Linked DNA regions of Homo sapiens: region 2 is linked to region 1. Evidence: chromatin loops called from intact Hi-C (ENCODE). Cell type or tissue: B cell. All regions are shown on one strand. Each heading gives the region's core, and the rest is flanking DNA. Links, peaks and the distances in the headings are about the cores only.

The links. A loop is a pair of places that touch in the nucleus more often than their neighbours do. Peaks named below come from ENCODE experiments on the same cell type or tissue, not always from the same donor. Only the 100,000 strongest peaks of a DNase experiment are listed, where the experiment ranks them.
Region 2: a loop joins it to region 1, with 35 times the contacts of the local background. A loop is called at or near these places in 6 of 110 quality-filtered maps.

Annotation. Positions count from the first base shown.
Region 1 is chr4:122,754,408-122,762,731 of GRCh38, forward strand. No RefSeq gene overlaps it. Among named protein-coding and RNA genes, the nearest start is that of BBS12, 26 kb to the left of the region's middle. In B cell, for the core only: CTCF peaks have their summits at 3,756 (motif pointing right) and 3,956; a DNase peak (open chromatin) is centred at 3,754.
Region 2 is chr4:124,317,742-124,326,065 of GRCh38, forward strand. No RefSeq gene overlaps it. Among named protein-coding and RNA genes, the nearest start is that of LINC02516, 240 kb to the right of the region's middle. In B cell, for the core only: CTCF peaks have their summits at 4,669 (motif pointing left) and 4,870; a DNase peak (open chromatin) is centred at 4,670.

The sequences.
Region 1 (8,324 bases), core at 2,467-4,966:
AACTACTTTCCTATGTTAAAGATGGACCATTCAAACATTAGAGCACCCTCTGGATTTCAAAGCCATGAAGTTTAGGTGCAGTTCTTGGCTCATGAGTTCATGCCATTGTTCTACTCTAAAAGGCTCAATTTAGTGAGGGAAAGGGAATGGTGGGTCAAAGGAGTCAAGGGTCCCACAGGGTGGCAGTGCTTAGACACTGGTGTCCCCTGGCAAGTTTCCTGTGATCATAGCTTTATCTGAATAGCAGAAGATAATCATCATCAGAACTAACTCATGTTAACCAGACTCACAGAGAAGATGCTAATTTCATATTTATATTTGTAATGTAACTACCCAAAAGATCAGAATACTCATATGAACCGAGCCAAGAATGTCCTCCCATGTAAGAAAGTCTCTCTGGGAAGCTAGGAATATTGTTTGTTGAGGCTGAAATTGAAGCCAAGTGAGTCCTCTGATAGAGCTACTAGTCAGACATGCTCTTCAGGAACACCATTAACCAGTAAGGCAAGATCTTTGCTCACGACGTCTGTTGTGTATTCTTTATTCAGAAATTAAGATAATTAAATACACACTGCGTTTTTAATCAATCATATTTCAGACTTGCCCTGTGGAGGCTGCAAACTGTGAACCCTGAAAATCTGAGACAGGTCTCAGTTAATTTAGAAAGTTTATTTTGCCAAGGTTGAGGAAGCACACCTGTGACACAGCTTCAGGAGGTCCTGATGACATGCGCCCAAGGTGGTAGGGACACAGCTTTGTTTTATACATTTTAGGGAGACATGAGACATCAGTCAATATGTATAAGATGTATATTGATTGGTTCAGTTCAGAAAGGTGAGACAACTCAAGGCAAAGGCGGGACAACAACTCAAAGTGAGGAGGGAGCTTCCAGGTCATAGGTAGATAAGAGAAAAACGGTTGCATTCTTTTGAGTTTCTGATTACATATAATTTATGTATCCTATTAGTTTAGTAGGACAGATGCATTTAATTTATAAATATAAATGCATGTATTGGGGCACATGATCAAAAAACCTGAAGACTTCTCCATGAGCAAATTCTGCATGTGGCAGAATATGAACTCTGCTTTGATAAAGTAATCTAGGAGCATATATTCAATAAAAAGTGAAAAACTGATTTTAATTAGCTCTACCGTCTATGAGTAAAAAAATTTAAAAAATGTAATGCATTCTAAAGAAATACTTTCAAAGCGTCAAAATACTTTTCAAAGGATTCTTTCTTTAAAAATCTAGTTTCTTTGTTATTTCTAAATGAGTTTTCACCCGTGGCCACTTAGTCATATATTATTGTGGAGCTTTTTAAACAGTTTAGATCTTTATTTAGACTAGAAAATGTATTCACAGTTTTAGATCGACTCTTGGGATAACAAAATTCACATTTTGCAAGCAGCAGCCATGCCAAATTGCCCATGCTATTTGTGGTTTACTTCTAGGCTCCTAGATCATGTTGTACAAGCTTTTACTTTGCATGTGACTTTATCCTCGACGAATTTTATTGCATGTGCTGGCACCTCCTTTCTTCCTAAGTACTTTTACATACTGAGTCAGGTCTCTTTTTTTTTTTTTGTCTTTAACTATGGATTGCCTTTTCCTCTTCACCTATTCACACTGTCATTGGAACACATTCATCCTTTAATTCTTTCCATTATTCTTCAAGAACATTTTTAGAGGAACTTCTTATTCTGTTATTTTCCCCACACGTCAAGGTTACCATTATTAATATTTGGGGGTATGGCTTTCCAAGGCTGCTTCTATGTGTGTAGATGTAGATGTGTTTTTTACAATCCAAAGTGGGGTCATACTAAACATGCGGCCATATAATCTACTTCTGTCAATTAATATATCAAGAAATTCCCCTAATATTATTAGAGTTTAGTAAAATAGTTTCAATGGTATCATATCATTCCAGCGCAATAACCTACTATAATTTATTCAACCAATATCCTATCAGACATTTAGGTCAATTCCAGCTTGGGAGCTATTACGGACAAGGGTATCATAAATAGATTCTAATGGAATCTTTCCTATTATTTGTGATTATTTCTTCTGGATAAATTCTTAGAAATGGATAACGGGTCAATAGGTAGCTAGGCATTTTTAAGCTTTTCTGATATATATGTATTTTTTGAGAGGTGTGAATTAATATTTTATTTTTATTTTTATTATTGTAGAGACACAGTCTTTCTCTGTTGCACCAGGCTAGAGTACAGTGGCATAGTCAACTCACTGCAGACTTGAACTTTCAGCCTCAAGCAATCCTCCCACATGAATTAATATTTAAATAGTCTGTCCATTAAGGAAATGATGAAAATTCCAGTTTCTTACAGGTTTGAATTTTAAAAACCACAAATTACCTTGTTTATGAAAGAATTATTTGATAATCTTCTTTGAGTTTTCAATGTTCACTCATGGGGGAAAAAAACATTTTCCTGAGATTCATGTATAATTCATTATTCTTATTTCCAAGTTAGATGCTCCCTGAGACCCCTGGGAACAAAACTGGGCAAACAGTAGATTTGTATAAGGAGTCCCAAAACGTGAAGGAAAAAGCCTAGGCTAGAAGCCAGCACCACCATTTACAGTTAGGTGGATTGTGCCCTTTGCGATATATTTTTGCCAAATTGTTCTCCAGAAGGCTCTGCAAATGAACGTGTCTTTTCCCCAACCCTTGTCAACACTGAATATTATCATTAACATTTTTTTGGACCAATTTGAGTAAAAATGCTATCTAATTTTAATTAAACTTTTTTTTGATTATTAGTAAGGGAGACAAAACAGTGACTTTTCTTTATTTTAAAAAAAAGATTTGGGCCGGGCGTAGTGGCTCACGCCTGTAATCCCAGCACTTTGGGAGGCTGAGGCGGGCAGATCACGAAGTCAAGAGATGGAGACCATCCTGGCCAACATGGTGAAACCCCGTCTCTACTAAAAATACAAAAATTAGCTGGGCGTGGTGGCGCGTGCCTGTAGTCCCAACTAGTCAGAAGGCTGAGGCAGGAGAATCGCTTGAACCCAGGGAGCTGGAGGTTGCAGTGAGCCGAGATCGTGCCACTGCACTCCAGCCTGGTGAAACAACGAGACTCCGTCTCAAAAAAAAAAAAAAAAAAAAAAAAAAAGACTTGTAAAATGTCTATTTTCTTTCCTTTGGTGTTAGATTTAGAAAGGTCTTCCCAATTCCAAGATTTTGTTACAATCTTCTATATAGACTTTTTAGTACTTTTGTTATCTTACCTTTCACATTGAAATATTTCATCTAACTGGAATTTGTTTTAGTAGGCAGAGGTTATGAGTTAAGACTGTAAATGAACTTTTTCTAAATGGTTATACACTTGTCCCAGCATCATTACAGAGCTTTCATTGCCCATCCAGATTTTTCTTAGCAGGGAGGAAGAATGCCAGCAGAAAAAGAGAAATTAGTTCTCAGTTGCTGAGAAACATTTTCATTTCTTTCTAATTATGGATTCATACTGTTCCACACTCTTATCATTTTTTTCTGCCACCCTAGTGCCATATATTACTGAAAAAATAATATAGTAGAAACTTGTTGCACTAAAAGTGCTGAGAATTACGCCACTATCTCTTTTTATAAAAATCTTCTTGTGTTATATTGACAGCTACTCTCAAAAGTGTTTTAAAACACACTTTCACCTCACTTCTTTAAAACTTTGAAGCTCTGAAAATCTAAAGATGTCTTCTTTCTTTTGACCTGTAGGTGGCAAACTTCTACTCCTATGCCCTTTGAAAATTTTGACCTGCCGCTTTAAAATCCACAAAATAAAAGATTATTGTAGTGTGGAGTAGCATAAATCTGTAAGTAAGGGATTAAAAGTAACAGGAACTCTTTGGGCAGTTTCTTTTTTATTACTGTATGTTTGGAGCTAGTCAGCATAGGCCAGGGTCAGAGTCCTGGCTCTGCTATTAACTAAAGGTGACTTGGGAAAGTGATTCATTTTCTCTTGGCCTGTTATGTCGCATGTAAATGACAAAGTTGAACAAGGTCACTCCTCTTATACTTTTTTACTCTAAATTCTATGATTCCTATTGCTAAATTATATCCCTGACAGATTTTGAGTGATAGTGAAACCCATTTGAAAGGGAGAAATATGACAAATAATGGCTCCTTAAAAGATTATAATGGTAAGGCCAGGCTTTACAATTTTATTATGGGCACAACAGTGTGGATGTATGTAATGCTACTGAACTACACACTTAAAAGTGTTTAAGATCATAAATGTTATAATAAATTTATGTAACAACAAAATTTACGTAATTATGTGGTAAAATATACATAACATAAAATTTATGTAATTTTAAGTAAATAAAATTTATTGTCAAAAATTTATTATACCATGTTTATAACACGGGGTAGGGCACAGTGGCTGACACCTGTAATCCCAGCTCTTTGGGAGGCCAAGGCGGGAGGATCACTTGAGCCCAAGAGTTTGAGACCAGCCTGGGCAATGTTGACAGACCCCATCTCTAGAAAAAATTTAAAAATTAGCCCAGTGTGGTAATGCACGCTTGTAGTCCCAGCTACTCAGGAGACTGAGGCAAGGGGATCGCTTAAGCCCAGGAAGGTGAGGCTGCAGTGAGCTGTGTTTGTGCCACTACATTCCAGTCTGGGCAACAGAAGACTATCTCAAAAAAAAAAAAAAAATGGGGGTTTCAAAAATTGGTCAGTTATTGATTCAAGCCATTATAATGACTTATTTTATTACAAACTGGAGTAGTACAATAGAGAATGAAATAACTTTTTCAATTATATCGAAACAAATTAACTTAGATCTATTGTCACTAGAGCCATATCAGTAAATTACAATGGGTTCAAAAATAGAACATAAAATATGAATCTACCAGAAACTAGACTATACAATGTAATACTCAAAGAAACCAGAATAACATATTTATCCCTTTTGTGGATGGCGAGATAAATTAGTGGCTATTTAAAAAATAGGTTATTAAATGCAAAATACATATTTCCATATTACAAGAATAAAAACACCATCAAATGACAGGAAGAACTAAATGTGACACACCATAAAAAGGTTACTATTTTATATATATAAATATGTTTCAGCTGGGCTCTCCCTGATCCCAGGTTATACCTGACCCAAACCTTATATCCAGTAACTCCCCTCCTCAAAATTTTATTGTGCCTCATTCTCTCTCTCTCTCTCTCTCTCTCACACACACACACCCCCACCCCACACCTTTTTACTTCTCTTTGTCGTCAGTGTTTTATTGCCACTTTTTTTGCCGTCATCACCCTTTATTTCCCTAATCTTAGTGACTATAACCAATCCACCTTTTGTATCAAGCACTTCTTGGGCTTTTTACTTTATTAAAAATGTTAGTAAGTTATAGAGGTGACAACTTTCAAAATGTGGAGTGGTGACCTTTTACTGTTTCCTCATTACACCCTCCTTTTTTGCTTTTATACCTTCTTTTCTTCTCTTCTCTTTCCCTTTTCCTTAATGAAAATAATCCCTAGTCTCAGGAGGAGCTGTTCTTATACTCACCCTCCACACAAACTGCCATTTTCCTAAAAAGCACAGCCCTTCCTAATTAACAGGCCTACTGGGTGTCTAATTTTATCTATAAGTTTGGCATTTAAATTCCATTTAATAACAAATAAAGAAAAACAATTTACACAAGAAATTTTGGGAAAATGCACGACTTTGCTCTATAGGAGCAGTATAGAGCAAAACACTTTACAGCAGCATTACATCCTAGTGAAAATACACAAAAGATAGAACTCAGTGTTAGTGGGCATGTGGAAAAGCATGCATTTATATACCTTGCTGGAAAAAATAAAAATTGGTTCAATTTTAAATTGTTCTTATACAAAAATGTTTATAATTCTTATACAAAAATGTTTATGGGCGTATTATTAAAAAATGAAAGCAACCCAAATAATCCACAATGGGAGACATTTAGACAAATAAGATATATTAATATGATTAAATGAGTACTGCATAGTATTTTTAATGTCAAATATGTATTTTACTTCAACACATAAAAATGTTTATTATACCTAATGCTAAATGACGAGTTAATGGGTGCAGCACACCAGCATGGCACATGTATACATATGTAACAAAGCTGCACGTTGTGCACATGTACCCTAAAACTTAAAGTATAATAATAATAAAATAAAAAATTTTTAAAAATGTTTATAAACAGTGATCAATTAAAACAGAACCCAAGATAATATTAACTTTATTACTATTTAAAAACAACAAAGATTACAACTCATAAGAATATAAATAATTTCAATTTCTGTTCAATTTGGAAAGTTGTTTCAAGTTTTTGAAATGACAATTCCAACTACTAGTCATAATTATTCTATCTAGTATTATATCTCTATGAAAACTAGGACCAATTGTTCAGCCTATTTGACTTGATTTTAATAGTTTAAGCCATTTCCAAAAGATTTTTTTCCTTCTAGAATTACCTTAACCAAAGTTTCCTACATACTAGAATTTATTTATTTATTTAGATAGTTAGTTAGTTATTTTCAGACAAAGTCTCACTCTTGTCCACCAGGCTGGAGTGCAATGGCACGATCTCGGCTCACTGCAACCTCCGCCTCCCAGGTTCAAGCGATTCTCCTGCCTCAGCCTCCCAAGTAGCTGGGATTACAGGTGCCTGCCACCACGGCTGGCTACTTTTTGTATTTTTAGTAGAGATGGGGGTTTCACCATGTTGTCCAGGCTGGTCTCGAACTCCTGACCTTAGGTGATCCACCCGCCTTGGCCTCCCAAAGTGCTGGGATTACAGGCGTGAGCCATCGCACCCAGCCCATACTAGATTTATTTTAAGTTACATTTTTCCTGTGCACTAACTGAATATAGGACTATATTAGATATCTTTAAAAGTTTATTCGTGTATGGCATTCTCAAAAATACCTGGCCAATACTGCTTAAAACAGTCAATGCCATCAAAAACAAGGAAATTATGAGAAATGGTCACAGCCAAGAGAAGCACAAGGAGATAGAAGGACTAAAGGTAATATATATGGTGCCCTGGATAGGATTGTGGAACAGAAAAGGAACATCAAGTGATAACTAAGAAAATCAGAATAAAGTATGGACTTTAGTTAAAATTATGTATCAATACTGGTTCATTAATTGTGACAAGTATACTATACTAATGTAAGATGTTAATAAGGGAAAATAGATGTGGGGTGCTATGGTCTAAATGTGCCCCCTAAAATTCATGTATTGGAACTGTATTCTCCAATGCAATGAGGTTGGGAGGTAGGCTCTAATGGGAGGTGTTTGGGTCATGAGGGCAAAGCCCTCATGAATGGATTAATACTGCTATAAAAAGGGCTTTCAGGAGTGGGTTCTCTCTTCTCTTCTGCCATATGAGGACAAAGAGTTTGTCCCTTTTTTGGCCCTTCTGCCTTCCTTCATGTGAGGACACAGCAAGAAAGCCCTCATCAGATGCCAACACCTTGATCTTGGACTTCTCAGCCTCCATAGCTGTGAAAGAATAAATTTCTGTTCTTTATAAATTACTTAGTCTTTGGTATTCTGTTAGAGCAGCACAAAGCAGCCAAGTACCTGGGTATATTGGAATTCTCTGGACTATTTTCACAATGTTTCTGTAAGTCTAAAGCTATTCTAATAAAATTATAAATTTATTTTAAAAACACATTAGTGTGTTCAGACTAACAGTACCTAATGTATTGAAATTAATGTACTAAATAATTGAACCTAGTTTTCTGTGAGTAGTAAGCTAATAAGGCAAAAAATTACTGGGTCATATCTATAATCATGTAATGGTTCAAAAGAACACATCAGTAACAGAAGATACCCTTCAGTAAAGCGAAAGATACATTATTAAAAGCCGAGAATATAGAAAGTACTCTATACAGGAAAGAAACATCCTTACCCCAGGCATATGTAAGTTATTTCCAAAAGGAACAAATGATGGGAATACATCCCAAGAGCAGACTGCCAATTCTAGCCTCTAACAAAACCTTCTTATCTATCATTATGTCAAGTTGTTACTTTTATACTATAATATTTAATGAAATCTATTTCAGACTATTTTGAGGTTTCTTTTCCTTTTCTGAATTTTTTTTCCTTTTCCATTTATTTTGCCATTTTTCCTGGCAGTTTTATTTTTAAAATTTCCCAATATGTTTATCTAGTGAAGTGAAGAAGAGTCTTTGTACACTGTCTACTATGAATGAAAGCAAATTGGGAAGTTCCCGGCCTGTTGACAATGTTGAGCCCTGGTTTGATGTCTAAAAAAAGTAGACTTGTTTCCTGTGTTAACCTCAGTGCAGGAGGTG
Region 2 (8,324 bases), core at 3,632-6,131, 1.6 Mb after region 1:
AGTTTGAGACCAGCCTGGCCAACATGGCTAAATCCCATCTCTACTAAAAATACAAAAATTAGCCAGGCATTGTGGCACACACCTGTAATCCCAGCTACTCAGCTGGCTAAGGCAAGAGAATTGCTTGAACCCAGGAGGTGGAGGTTGCAATGGGCCGTGATCATGCCACTCCAGCCTGGGCAACATAGTGAGACCCTGTCTCAAAAAAAGTCACCTTTTTATATACTAACAATGATTAAACAAAAGATTCCCCTTACAATAGCATGAAAAAATACTTAGGCATATATTTAACCAGTGAAGTAAAAGATCTGTACACTGAAAACTATGAAACATTGATGAAAGAAATTGAAGAAGAAACAAATAAATGGGAAGATATCTCAAGTTTATGGATTGGAAGAATTAATATTGTTAAAGTGCCCATACCACCCAAAGTGATCCACAGATGTAATGTAATCCCTATCAAAATTCTGGTGACATTTTTCACAGTTATAGGCAAAAAAAAAAAAAAATTCTTAAAATTTGTATGGAACCACAAAGAACTTGCATAGCCTAAGCAATGTTGAGCAAGCAGGACAAAGCTGGAAGCATCACACTTTCCAATTTCAAAATGTATTACAAATCTACAGTAATTAAAACATATGGTTCTGGCATTAAAAACAGACATACAGGCAGATGGAACAGAAAAGAAAGCCTAGAAATAAATCCACATGTTTACGGTCAACTGATCTTTGACAAAGGTGTAATTGTATAATGTGTTTACTCATTGTGTAATGGGTAAAAGATAATCTCTTCAATAAATGGTGTGGAAAATAATGGATATCCACACATAGAAGAATGAAATTGGACCCTTTTCTCACTGCATATACAGAAGTCAAGTCAAAATGAATTTAAGACTTAAATGTAAGAACTGAAAATGTAAAACTACTGGAATAAAACAGGGGGACAGTTTGTTGACATTGGTCTTGGCAATGATTTTTGGATATGACAACAAAAGCATAGTCAAGCAAAGGAAAAATAGACAAGTGAGATTGCATCGAACTTTAATGCTCTGTGCAGCAAAGGAAACCATCAACAGAGTGAAAAGAAAACTTACAAAATGAGAGGAAGTATTTGCAGACTGTACATCTGATAAGTGATTAATATCTAACATATATAAAAAACTCAAACAATCCAAAGCAAGAAAATAGCCTGATTAAAAAATGAGTAAAGAACCCGAACTGACATTTCTCCAAAGACATACAAATAGCCAATGGGTATATGAAAGGATGCTCAGCTTCATTAATTATCAGAAAAACACAATCAAAACCAAAATGAGATAGCACCTCACAGCTGTTAGAATGGCTAATACCAGAAATATAAAAAATAACAACTGTTGGTGAGGATGTGGTGAAAAGAGAATCCTCAGACACTGTTTGTAGAAATGTACATTGTTATAGCCATTATGGAAAACAGAATGAAGCTTCCTGAAAAAGTTGAAAAAATAAAAATAAAAATAGTGCTACCATACGATCCTGCGATGCAATTTCTAGGTATATAAAAAAGAAAATGAAATTAGTATGTCAAAAAGATATTTATACTTCTATGTCCATTACAACATTAGTTACATTACTCAGGATATGAAAACAACCTGTGTCCCTCAATAGATAAATAGATAAAAAAATATGATATACACACGATGTATTATCCAGCCATAAAAAGAAGGCGATCTTGTCATTCGTGACAACAAGGATGAAACTACAGGGCATTAAGTGAAATAAGTCACACACAGAAAGACAAACATTACCTAATTTCATATGTGTAATCTAAAAAAGTCAAATTTAGAAGCAGAAAGTAGAATAATAACTGTCAAGGGTTAGAGGTTGGGGAAAATGGACACATGTTTATCAAAGGGCAGAAAATTTCAGTTATGCAGGATGAATAAATTCTGGAGATCTAATGTGCAGTATTGTGATTATAGTTGATAGTGTATTGTATGCTTGAAATTTGCTAAGGTTAAGTGTTCTTACCACACACAAAAGATAACTGTGAAGTGATGGCTATTTTAATTAGCTAGATTTTTGGCAACTTTGTCAAAGATCAGTTGACTGTAAATGTGTAGATTCATTTGTAGGCTTTCTATTCTGTTCTATCCACTTGTATGTCAGTTTTTATGCCAGTACTATACTGTTTTGATTACTGTAGCTTTCTAATACATTTTCAAATCAGGAAGTGTGATGCCTCTACCCTTGTTCTTCTTGGTCAAGCTTGCTTCGACTATTCTAGATAGTTTACGGCTCCATAAGAATTTTATGATGTTTTTTCTATAACTATAAAAAATATTTTCAAAATTTTGATAAGGATTACATTAAATCTGTGGATTGCTTTGGGTATTATGGGCTTTTTAACAATATTAATTCTTCCAATCCACAAAGATGGGACATCTTTCCATTTATTTATATCTTCTTTAATTTCTTTCATCAATGTTTCATTGTTTTACGTGCATAGATCTTTTATCTCCTCAGTTAAGTTTATTCCCAAGTAGTTCATTTTCTTGATGCTATAAATGAGATTATTTTCTTAAATACAATCCTAATCTTAAATATAAAGATTATATTTTTGCCAGTCTTAAATTGTTTTTCACATCAGTCATTGTTAATATACAGAAATGTAAATGTTTTATGTTTATTTTACATTCTCCAACTTTCCTGAAATGTTTATGAGTTCTAACATTTTTTGATGGATGATTTAGGATTTCAGGATTTTCTATATGTAATGTAATGTCATCTGCAGGCAGAGACAATTCTACTTCTTTTCCAATTTGGATGTGTTTTCTTTCTTTTTTCTGATTATTGTTCTGGCAAGCAGGCTTGATGTTTTCGTTAATTGATTCTCCAGAGCTATGTCAGCAAACTATAGCCTGAGGACCAACTTCTGTGTCTGCCTATTTTTGTAAATAAAGTTTTATGAGAACATAGCCAAGCCCATTTGTTTACATATTATGTTTTCATACGATTACAGCAATGTTGATTAGTGGCCCAAAGTTAAGGTATTTACTATCTCTTCCTTTTTGAAAAAATTATGCCAATTCATACTCTACTGCATGTTGTTTGTACATTTCTTGCCACCTCATTCTGTTTAATATAATGGCAGTGACTTGATTTGTCTCATCCCTTGAGCTGAACTATGTAAAAGAAGCACAGTAGAAACACTTAAAACCTAAAAGATGTGGATTAAGGAGCTGTCAACTTCAAGACAATGTCCTGCAGCCCCCAGTACTTACCTGTTGTCTTTTTCATTACATGGAATAGGTGGATGTCGATACATCTCTATGAGCAGGTGTATTTGTATAAGTTAGTCATCTTCTGAATCTCCTATTACAGAACCAGGCCCATTATCAATCATAAGTGTATATTTTTTGACTGCTTCTTATATCTCTTGCTTTCCTTAGTTTTCTTTGTCATGAGGATATTTGATAGCCACATGCTGTGACAACAAAACAACTGGTTAACATAACAAATCCAGTTAAATGTTTGCTTTTTTATATGATGACTGCTATTGAGTTTTAATTTTTTGGCAGAAAAATTTGATTTTATTTTTACCAAATTAATCTGTCTTTTTTCTTTCCCACTGGCAAAAATAGAATCCTTACTCTAGAGTGAGTAATCTTTACTCAATCTTTACTGAATAACTTTCATTTGACCTATGTGTAATCACAGCAGAAGTGCTTTCTCCAGCTGAACTCTTTATTTAAATGACAGGGGTTACGCAGTATATATATGAAAGAGATGAATATCTTCATGCTCCTGCTGAAAGGAGAGAGTGCTTAGCCTGGACCTTCTTCCCACTGCCTATGGAGACCCCACATGGCCGCCTGTGGAATCCCCAGAACTACGTAGGGCACACTTTTAAATCTACTAGAGCTAAGATTTAAATGAAATTAGTAAATTACTCTCTATTGGGGAGTGGCATGTATTTGTATGGTTTAGTGTCTAGAATTACATGCTAAGAAACACTGGCAGGACTTTATTTTAAAAAATAATAAACTGTTTTCAGCTTTGGAAACTTCAAAAAATATTTAAGCACCATTTATCAGAAAAGTCAAACTATTGTTCATCTTCCCATCACTTACAGATATAATCAAGGCATTACATTTTGCAGTACCGAACTTGTTAAAAAGCCATATTTCTAAAAATCCAAGTAACCATTTTGCATATGAAGAGAATACAAAGTTCTGCTGAATGCTAATGTGACCCAGAAATAGCATTACCCTCTCCACATATTGGTTTGGCACATTCTTTTACCTTTAAGTAGAAACAGCAATCAAAGTGCTTGTAGCCATTTCTGAATCTTCTGTCAAAGTTAAAATTGCTTTGTCAATTTCATAAAATGGAAACATTTTATGAAATATTATTTTATTTCTCCTTGGCCTTATCATCATTCTTATATAATAAATATATTACTTGTCCTAATATAATTTATTTAATAATGTATATGTGCCTATAACCATAAGGCAATTCTTAGCAAGGTGTCTGGTTACAGCATATACTCAATAGGTGATCACATTTGTTGTCCTTGTTTGTAATAACTTTAGAGAGCATCAGAAGACTAGAATATGAAAACAAACGGAGCAATACAATATGCTCTACACAAAAGTAATCCTTTGCCATAAAGAGCACATTTTCGTAGACACAAAAATGGAGGTCTACCCTGCCATCTAGTGGATATATTGGGAAATAAAAAAATTTGTTTTTAAGGTTTCAAAGGAAGTTGCATTACATTTCACCAAAATGTTGCATTTTTCTTGAGCAAATAGCATCTGCTCTCTGTATTGCTTTCAGCATATTCTGTGAAGATTTATGCATGAATGAAATAAGATAATTTTCAGAAATCTTGGAAAAAGTGGGACTTGAGGATTACAGAACAGAAGCTAAAAAATTACAGTGCTTAATGAATGTTTTCACATATGGAACATCACAAAGCGAGAGTGAGAGAGGAAGGAGACAAATTGATGCCCGTATCGAGTTGTTTAAAAGAGGGAACAAATAAAAAAGAAACTACTTAGCAAATTTTTAAAGCTTAAAACCAGTCCCCAGGGTTCAAGGAATTATTCTCTAACACATGGAAAGCTTGGCAAAGACGGAAAATATCTTTTGGAAGAAATTTCAGTGTCTGGAAAGAGAAAGAAAAGGGAAGATGAAGAACATGTGATGAAAGAAAGCACAGCATTTATGAAGAATTCGGCAGCTCTGCAGCTGCTGAGAGCGGTGTCTGGCAGTGGCAGTTTTCCTTAACTTCACCTCAGAGCTGTTGGGTTTTGGTGGGAAAGAAAGCATGTTTAAAGAAAAACTTTCAATAAACTGGATGCAAAAAGTTTGCATTACCTTGTTAAAATGAAATACTATCAAAAGACTAATGTAATACCAAGCAAAGTGAATCTCCGGCCAGTTTGATGTCTCTCATGTTTCTGCTTGAGTATATGCATAAGATGTACGTGCCATAGGCCTTGACTTTAAAATGTTTGTGTGATATTGTATAAAAGATGTAGATGATAAACAAAAGAAATTTACAAATACTATTTGAGCTTTCAGAATGATGTGAGACATATTTCTACTAGCGTCCGTTGAAAATGTTCCAATGTGTTTTGCAAAATAATTTTTTAGGAGGAAAACATTGATTAAGACATAGGCTGAACTGTTAAAATTATTAATAAAACTCATCTGTTTGTTAAAAAATTAACAATAACATGGCATTGATTTTATTCAGGATGTCAAAATGTGTTTTTATGATTATGCATGTTTATAGCTTTGTCACACAAGTGACATGAATTCTCGGCAATTAAAAAGGACTTGAATTTCAAGGCACTTTAGGAAGATGATCTGCTCCTCTAGTAGCTCTGCATTTTATCAAGTTATGGTTCTGGAGTAAAGCACTGCAAATTTCAGACCTCCACCTGAAGAAACGGTAGAACCATTTCTTGTTTGTATTGTTTTACAATATTATTACCATGAGACCACAGTAGGGAACTTTACTTTGCCTACCTACCGAAGTGTTATATGTGGATATACAAATTTAAAGAAGCAGAGAAAGATTCTATTACAAAAGAAAAAAATAGTGCATGGAAAAGAAGACTGCCACATCACCCCTCATTACAGCATACAAAGAGTTATTGTGTGAATGTTCAAACTTAGTAACCTCTGCCAGTTGAGCCGCTGGCCTGTCTCTTGGGCAGTTTTTGATGGGCCTGCTAGAGCTATCCTATCAGAAGGAATGAAGAGATTAACAGGAAGAATAGCAGTTTGATATTTTAAAACTTTTGATAGCCAAGTCCATTGTGCTATTCATTCCCAGCATGTTTAGGACACTTTGCAGAATATCAGATAGGAAAATAGTTCCCCTACAGGAAGAGGGAGATCTAAAAGGTAAGGACCCTTAGTTTGGGAACAATATTCTTGGGCTGGCCAGAGGTGAGGGCAGATTGAATTCTGATCTAGCTCATTAGTGATTAGTGCTAGAGTCTTAGAGGGGAAAAAGGGGAGGTTGATAATAAATAGGAATAAAAAATAAAAGTGGAACTATTCACATTGATTTATGAAATGGAGATAATACTTTTTGAGAGCTAACAGACAGCCCCCCACTTTCTCCTATTTATAGCCTTTTGAAAGGAAGAAAATAAATGGTATTTCATGGAACAGACAAGCTGGAGGAATTGTGGTCTTGCAACAGTACAGTGGGTTCTTTAGATGGTTGTGATGACCTAGATACATTGGGCATGGCTAGAGACTTCCAGCCACCTGAGAACCAGGAAGGCAGGTGGCCTTGTAGAGCAAGCCTAAAGTCTGTGAGAAGAGGGACTCCAGAAACTTCTCTGTGACAACCTCCCATTGTCTTACAATAATGTGGCCCTGGGTGTTATAAACCTGCCATGTCATCTCTTGCCCTTAGAAACAGCTGACTGAACCAGAGGTGGACAACTAACCAATGTTTAGCCAATCGGACTCTCTTTTTCAGAAATTTAGAGTTAGAACCACTTCCAACTTGGACCTAATGCTACAAAAGTCTGGACCTCCAATATATAAACTGGAAAACTGTGCTTGATCCATGTTTTTCCATGTGGACAAAGGAGCAGAGAAAGAGTCTGCAGAGGGACAAAGGAAAACAAATGCAAAAGAGGAGTAGAGATGAGAAATACCTAAAGCTATATCTGAACAGTTTTAAATCATTCGTTCCAGTTCTTTTCTGTGCTCCACCCATATTTCTGCCCTTGGATTTTTATTAGATATCTCTACACTCTTATGATACATTCTTATTTGACTTAAGGAAGGCTAGACAAATATCTGTTACTTGCACAAAAGTTATTAATCCATACAGTAAGTTTGCCTCCACACTGTCTAAATCCAACCATTTCAGCCAGAGGAAGAAAATGTGAAAATCTGGGCTCACAACAGTCTCTTAGACTCCCGAAGAGAAACTGAAATCTGGATGTGACCTCAGGGGCTCTATTCTTTCGTGTGTTTCTTCAAAATGTCTAGATGCCCCTCCAGCAGAAAGGGTTCCCTAGTCTTGGTCTCTGTTTCTCTCCTGTAAGGCACTTTCTGATCCTCTACAAGCCCTCCCTGCCCACACACACGTACTTTATGTGGATCAAGTGCATAGAGGAGTTCCAGTACTAATACTTAAGGGGTTCTTCTGGGAGTCCATGGGTGGACCTCGATTCCGGAACAGTGGCTGATGAGCTGATGGCTTTGATTAGTCAGTGTGCTATTCCTTTCAAGTGATTATATGAGATTGGGCCACCAGAATGGTACAGAAATGTTGATTTTGGGTGACTTTCACATCAGGCACAGGATGAATTCAGGGCTCTAGGCTACTAGTGCTCCTCGGATGAGTCTTGCGTTTGCGGCGGATACATGGTTCTTCCATCAAATCTTGCCTGCCAGTGATCTGTCTGCTGTCATGCCAATGGTCTGTAGGATTCAAGGGTGTAGGGTTGATAGCAGGCCTACACTACCAAGTGTGCCTCTGCTGTAGGCACCCAGGACATTCACCTCTTGCTGTATCCAGGCCATGTATCTAGGAGTCCTTCCAGGATAGCCTTGCCTATTTCCTGCAAGGACTTTTCAGACTGTTGCTTCATAAAGCCTCCAGGCCCTTCTGATCAGTATCTTCTCTTCTTACCATAGATGTGTGACATTGGGCACTCTCAGATAAGTCTTATGCAATGCCAAGTGAGAAACAGACATTTCTTCTGCAAATGAGACTCCTCTTCTTGCTCCTGTCTTTGTTTAGTCTCCTAACTAGGGAAGTACTATGGTCTGAATGTCCCTCAAGTCATGTGTTGAAACTTA